Linked DNA regions of Homo sapiens: region 2 is linked to region 1. The links are chromatin contacts, found by POLR2A ChIA-PET in ENCODE. All regions are on one chromosome and are shown on one strand. Each heading gives the region's core, a stretch centred on a gene start or an enhancer-like site at or near the end of the contact. The rest is flanking DNA. Distances are from core to core; before and after follow the strand shown. Region 1 has its middle 40 kb from the start of ERBIN. Region 2 overlaps ERBIN (erbb2 interacting protein).

What was found. ChIA-PET counts read pairs that join two places held with the same protein, here RNA polymerase II (POLR2A).
Region 2: POLR2A ChIA-PET joins it to region 1 with 22 read pairs in activated T-cell. The contact joins two enhancer-like sites. POLR2A ChIA-PET finds 5 or more read pairs at or near these places in 3 of 52 experiments (BJ, PC-9 and activated T-cell).

What each region holds. Positions count from the first base shown.
Region 1 is chr5:65,884,753-65,887,641 of GRCh38, reverse strand. No RefSeq gene overlaps it. Among named protein-coding and RNA genes, the nearest start is that of ERBIN, 40 kb to the left of the region's middle. Within about 2 kb of position 1,566, at least 2 of the 41 ENCODE cell types and tissues checked have a DNase peak (open chromatin) inside an H3K27ac peak, as active enhancers do.
Region 2 is chr5:65,966,076-65,969,264 of GRCh38, reverse strand. The region is part of intron 1 of ERBIN (erbb2 interacting protein); the gene reads right to left. Among named protein-coding and RNA genes, the nearest start is that of ERBIN, 41 kb to the right of the region's middle. Within about 2 kb of position 1,369, at least 2 of the 41 ENCODE cell types and tissues checked have a DNase peak (open chromatin) inside an H3K27ac peak, as active enhancers do.

The DNA of each region.
Region 1 (2,889 bases), core at 317-2,816:
GAGTCCTGTTGAACCATAAGCAGGTTGTCCTTGAGCACTTCGAGCTCCTTGCATTGAGGGACCAGCAGACAAGAAGAGGAGTCACTCTCTAGGCAAAGATAATTGACTGATTATCAGAAAGAGACAGGGCTGCTAGTACACAATAGGACATGGACGACTATGTTGTGGAACTCAGGTAATCTACTTGGGCATCCTTGTTACCTCCTTGCCAAATGGTGATGGAAATAGACAAAGGAAGTGTCCCTTGCCTGAGAAGGACATGGAGACCATGGGCTCATTCCCCTTAGGAATGATAGTCTGGGTCATGCCACCAGGTAAGCCACCAAAACCAGTAGAGATGTTAGCTGAGGGCCCAGGGATTTTAGAATGGTTAAGAGAAGAGATAAAGTGAGTACCAGTTGCAGTCTCAAGACCAGTCACAGCAGCAGGTGTAGTTTGTTCCACCAACCTTCCCCTTCTAAGGAAGACAGCCCCATTCATACATGAAGCAATGAATCCAAGTAGCACATGGGGTAGTCTATGCTGAACATGGAGATGATCTGCCCAGATCCCCCTGTGAGGAAAGATTTGCTGTCTCAGCTGCTGGGAATGCAATTGACAGACAGCCTTCAACTGTCAGTTCTTGTAGAAATTGGCTCAGCTGCAGAAATCCCCCCTACCAAGGTTACATCCCTCTGGAGGTAGTCCTTATCCAATGACTGGAGTGAGAGTACAAATGTCTGGCTACTTTGGCTCACTGTGGGATAACCCTGAGGAGCCATTTCAGCTCCAGAGCTCCCCTTAGAATTGGCTGAGGCTGCCAGGCTGGCATCACAGCTTGGCTTCTCCCTCTGCCTGATTCTTCCTTCTCTTCTTTCCTAATAAATATCCCAAACACTAAGCTGTGTTTCGGAGTCTGCCTCCCAGGGCACCCAAACTGCAAGTAGAGAATCCTGTTTCCCGGAGTTTCCCTCATCTGCTAATTTCTTTTGTTAGTGACGTCCACGTGAGGTCTATAGGTTGCCTTGTGCAGAGCTGGCACCTCACCTGTCTGAGCCACCACAACCCTGCATTTATTCCTTTCATTACAGCACTCACCACATCACGTTGAATTGTCATCTATGTTACTGTGTTAGTCTTTTCCTCTGAATGATTCGTCTCATTCAGGAAACCAGGGACCCTTTCCTCACCAACTTTTGTGTTCCCAGCACCTAGTGCATATTCAGTGCTTAAACGGTGTTGTTGAATAGTGATGAGTGATGGGAGAAGGCTTAGCCTTAAACAGGCTTTTTGTTTGACTTCTGGAAGTTCTAAGCCTTTATATAAAAAAGTGAAGATCTTTATTAGACTATTTGCTAAATTTGGCTCTGCATCAAAAACAGTCATACTGATCACATCAGAATTTATTTTCCCTTTGTGTTTGAGTATGAATCAAATGATAAGTGGCTACCAGCAGCAAAGGATTTTCCAAGCAAGGGTGAAGGGTGAATATCCTGGAAGTCAGTGCCTTCCTGGTGACATAGCAGTTGTCATTTACTAAGAAGCTGCTGTGCTCCAGGCATAATGCTCAGCCCATGAGTCAGAGAGAGAGAGAGAGAGAGAGAGACAGAGAGAGAGAGAGAGAGAGAGAGAGACAGAGAGAGACAGAGAGAGGGAGAGAGAAGACCATCCTACCCTAGGCAGGCTAATCTAATGTGGAAGACAGGTAAGTAAATAACTTGCAACCGGGCGCGGTGGCTCACGCCTGTAATCCCAGCACTTTGGGAGGCCGAGGCGGGCGGATCACGAGGTCAGGAGATCAAAACCATCCTGGCTAACATGGTGAAACCCCGTCTCTACTAAAAATGCAAAAAATTAGCCGGGTGCCTGTAGTCCCAGATACTCGGGAGGCTGAGCCAGGAGAAAGGCATGAACCCGGGAGGCGGAGCTTGCAGCGAGCCGAGATAGTGCCACTGCAGCCGGCATGGGCGAAAGAGCAAGACTCCGTCTCAAAAAATAAAAAATAAAATAAAGTAAAAATAACTTGCATGTAGATAAACCATGTTCTTCCTCAAACACCTGTGACAGCATCAGTACCAGGATGAGAGTGAAATGTGAAGCAGCAAGGATTCTTTGAAGTGAGATAATAAAAGCCAACAATAACCTGACTTTCAGGGGACACACACACACACACACACACACACACACACACATTATATAGGCCAACTGCATTGGCCAGTTTACCTCTGAGTTCCCCTTCCTCAGCAGTGTAGGAAGGAGCAACCTTGCGTTTCCTCCAGTGGTAAGGGTGCCACGAATGTAGTGGCACAGAACATAGTCCCAGGCCAAGGTGCTGGATACATGGGTGGAACTTCATTTCCTGAAATTTGGGAGTGGAGTGGGCAAGTCTGGAACCCTAAAGGAAAGGAGGAATTACAGGGGTAAGATTAGGTACTAACAAGACTTGGCCACATCAACGCAACACACCACATGGGAGGCCTGGGTTCAGTCCCCGGCCCATTAAAAAAAAAAAAAAAAAGGCCGGGCATGGTAGCTCATGCCTGTAATTTTAGCATTTTGGGAAGCTGAGGCCAGTGGATCACTTGAGGCCAGGAGTTCAAGACCAGCCTGGCCAACAGGGCAAAACTCCGTCTCTGCTAAAAATACAAAAATTAGCTGGGTGTGGTGGTGTGCACCTGTAATCCCAGCTACTCAGGAGGCTGAGGCATGAGAATAGCTTGAACCCAAGAAGGCAGAGGCTGCAGTGAGCTGAGATTGTGACACTGCACTCCAGCCTGGGTGACAAAGCAAGACTCTATCTCAAAAAAAAGAAAGAAGGAAGGAAGGAAAGGAAAGGAAAGGAAAGGAGAGGAGAGGAGAGGAGAGGAGAGGAGAGGAGAGGAGAGGAGAGGAGAGGAGAGGAGAGGAGAG
Region 2 (3,189 bases), core at 120-2,619, 82 kb before region 1:
TTTGAAAATATTTTATATATACTATTCATACTCACAGGTACTTTTTGTGTTTTCCTGTTTACCTGTTTTATTGGGTGTGGGGTGACCATGGCTTGCTGGCATGCTTGTTCTCACATTAGCATTTTTTTCTTTTTGCTTTATCCTCCCGAAATTGACACATTAGCATTTTTTTAATTGACATATATCACAGTAGCATAAGGTCAATACTAACTCTCATTCACTTATATGCCCTTAAACGCGGTATTGCATTATTTTTACTAAAAGAAGGGAAGAGACCTCTCAATCACGATATTTCCCTTCTTATTTGAAACAAAGATTTGGGAAAACAAAGTAGTTGCTTCGTTCATCTACTTATTTATGAATTGAGCTACATAATTTCTCCAAATTTAAAAATAAAAGCAATAGGCCAGGCGCAGTGGCTCACGCCTGTAATCCCAGCACTTTGGGAGGCCGAGGCAGGTGGATCACCTGAGGTCTGGAGTTTTGAGACCAGCCTGACCAACACAGGGAACCCTGTCTCTACTAAAAATAGAAAAATTAGCAGGGCATAGTGGCAGGCGCTTGTAGTCCCAGCTACTCGGGAGACTGAGATAGGAGAATTGCTTGAACCCAGGAGGTGGAGGTTGCAGTGAGCCAAGATCGGGCCACTGCACTCCAGCCTGGGCAACGGAGCAAGACATCGTCTCAAATAAATTAATTAATTAAATCAAAATTAAATAAAAGTAATAATGCAAGTAATTCTGCCTACCTTCCTTCTTTACTCAATAAATGTAGGTCTTGTAACTAGTTTGATAGTGATGTCAATTTTCTTTTCCACAGAGCCTCTCAAAGTCTGGTAATTGCACCTTGCTGAATGCTACTCTAGTACTTAAATATATTTTCCACACAAGAAAGGCACTGAACACAAGCCAAATATATCTTATTTGATATTCAGTTGAAGAAACAGTGACTTTTTCTTGAACCTATAGAAAATCCTCACCGTGCCGGACAGAGAATGTATAATGGTCTCCCCATCATGATACCTTCTACTTACACTGACTTTAGAACTTAATCCCTAACCAACAAGATGCCACTATTTTGTAGAATGAGGTTGTGGTAGGTATAACATTTTCCACAAATTCTTTTACACTTCTCCCCTCAAGAGGTGAAATCCTCTTCCCCGTCATTGGAATAAGAGCTGGTCTTGGTGACACGCTTCTTAAAAACAAAATATAACAGAAGTGATGCTACATGACGTCCAAGGCTAGGATAAAAAGGCTAATACAGTTGCCACTTAGGCTTTTGCCCTTTTCCTTTCATCCACTTGCCCTCTGAAACCAGCCACTTGCTGTAAGGAAACTCAAGTCTTACCGAGAAGTCACACGCAGGTGCTCTGGCTCATGGCCCTGGCAACCATCTAACTGCAACCACGTAAGAATTTGAGCAAGAACCAACTAGCTAAGCCAAGATGAGCCCCAGACCCATGATAGGTAATACTGATGACTCTTCTTGGTTTATAATATCACTAAGTTTCAGATGGTTTATTTCACAATAAATAATTGGTATAAGGTCTGATTAACCAAAGGCATCTTTGTTGGAAGAAACAATCGTGCATTGCTTGACAGGATGTGTTCTAAGAAATGCACTGTTTGGCAATTTCATCATTGTACAAACATCACAGAGTCTACTTACAGAAACCTAGATGGTATAACCTACTACACCTCTAGGCTATATGGTGTAGCCTACTGCCACTAGACTAAGAACACGTACCGCATGCTGATGTACTGAATACAGCAGGCATCTGTGACACAATGATAAGTATTTGTGTATTTAAACATATCTAAACATAGAAACAGTGCAGCAAAAATATGGTATGAAAGATAAAAAAAAAACTAGTACACCTATTATAAATAGAGCTTGCAGGGCTGGAAATTGCTGTGGGTCAGTGAGTGAGTAGTGAGTGAATGTGAAGGTCTAGGACACTACTGTACACTACTGCAGACTTTATAAACACTTAGGCTATGTAAATTTATTTAAAATTTTTTTTCTTTAATAATAAACCTTAGCTTATTATAACGTTATAAACTTTTTCTTTTTAAAAAAATCTTAACTTTTGTAATAACATGGTGTAAAACACAAACACACTGTACAGCTAACCAGAATATTTTTTCTTTTTCTTAGAGATGGGATCTCTCTATGTTACCCAGGCTGGACTCAAACTCCTGGGCTCAAGGGATCCTCCCACCTCAGCCTCCTAAGTAGTTGGGACTACCAGGCATACACTACCAGGCCCAGCTCCTATATCCTTATTTTATATGCTTTTTTCTTCCTATTTAAAAGAAATTTTTTTTTAACTTTTTAAACTTTTTGGTTAAAAATGAAAACACAAACACACACATTAGCCTAGGCCTATACAGGGTCAGGATCATTACTATCCGTCTTCCACCTCCATATCTTGTCTGACTGGAAGGTCTTCAGGGGCAACAACACAACCGGAACTGTCATCTCCTATGATAACAATGCCTTCTTCTGGAATACTTCCTGAAGGTCCTGTCATGGAATGATTTACAGTTACCTTTTTTTTTTTTTTTTTTTTTTTTTTTTTGAGACAGAGTTTCACTCTTGTTGCCCAGGCTGGAGTGCAAGGGTGCGATCTTGGCTCACCGCAGCCTCTGCCTCCTGGGTTCAAGCGATTCTCCTGCCTCAGCCTTCCCAATAGCTGGGATTACAGGCATGCGCCACCATGCCCGGTTAATTTAGTATTTTTAGTAGAGACAGGGTTTCTCCATGTTGGTCAGGCTGATCTCAATCTTCCGACCACAGGTGATCCGCCCACCTTGGCCTCCCAAAGTGCTGGGATTACAGGCGTGAGCTACCATGCCCGGCCTACCTTTTTATATGGAGGAGCACACTCAAAGATAATAAAAGTTATCATATACTAAATACATAAACCAGTAACAGTTGTTTACTGTCATTGTCAAGTACTGTGTACTGTACATAACTGTACTTATACTTTTATACAACTGGCAGTGCAGAAAGTTTGTTTACACAAACATCAACACAACCCCATGAGTCATGTAATACACTTTAAAATTATGACAGCTATATCACTAGGGAATAGATATTTTTCAGCTTCATTATAATGTTATGAAACCAACATTGTTTATACAGTCTATCATTGACCAAAATGTCATTATGTGGCACATGACT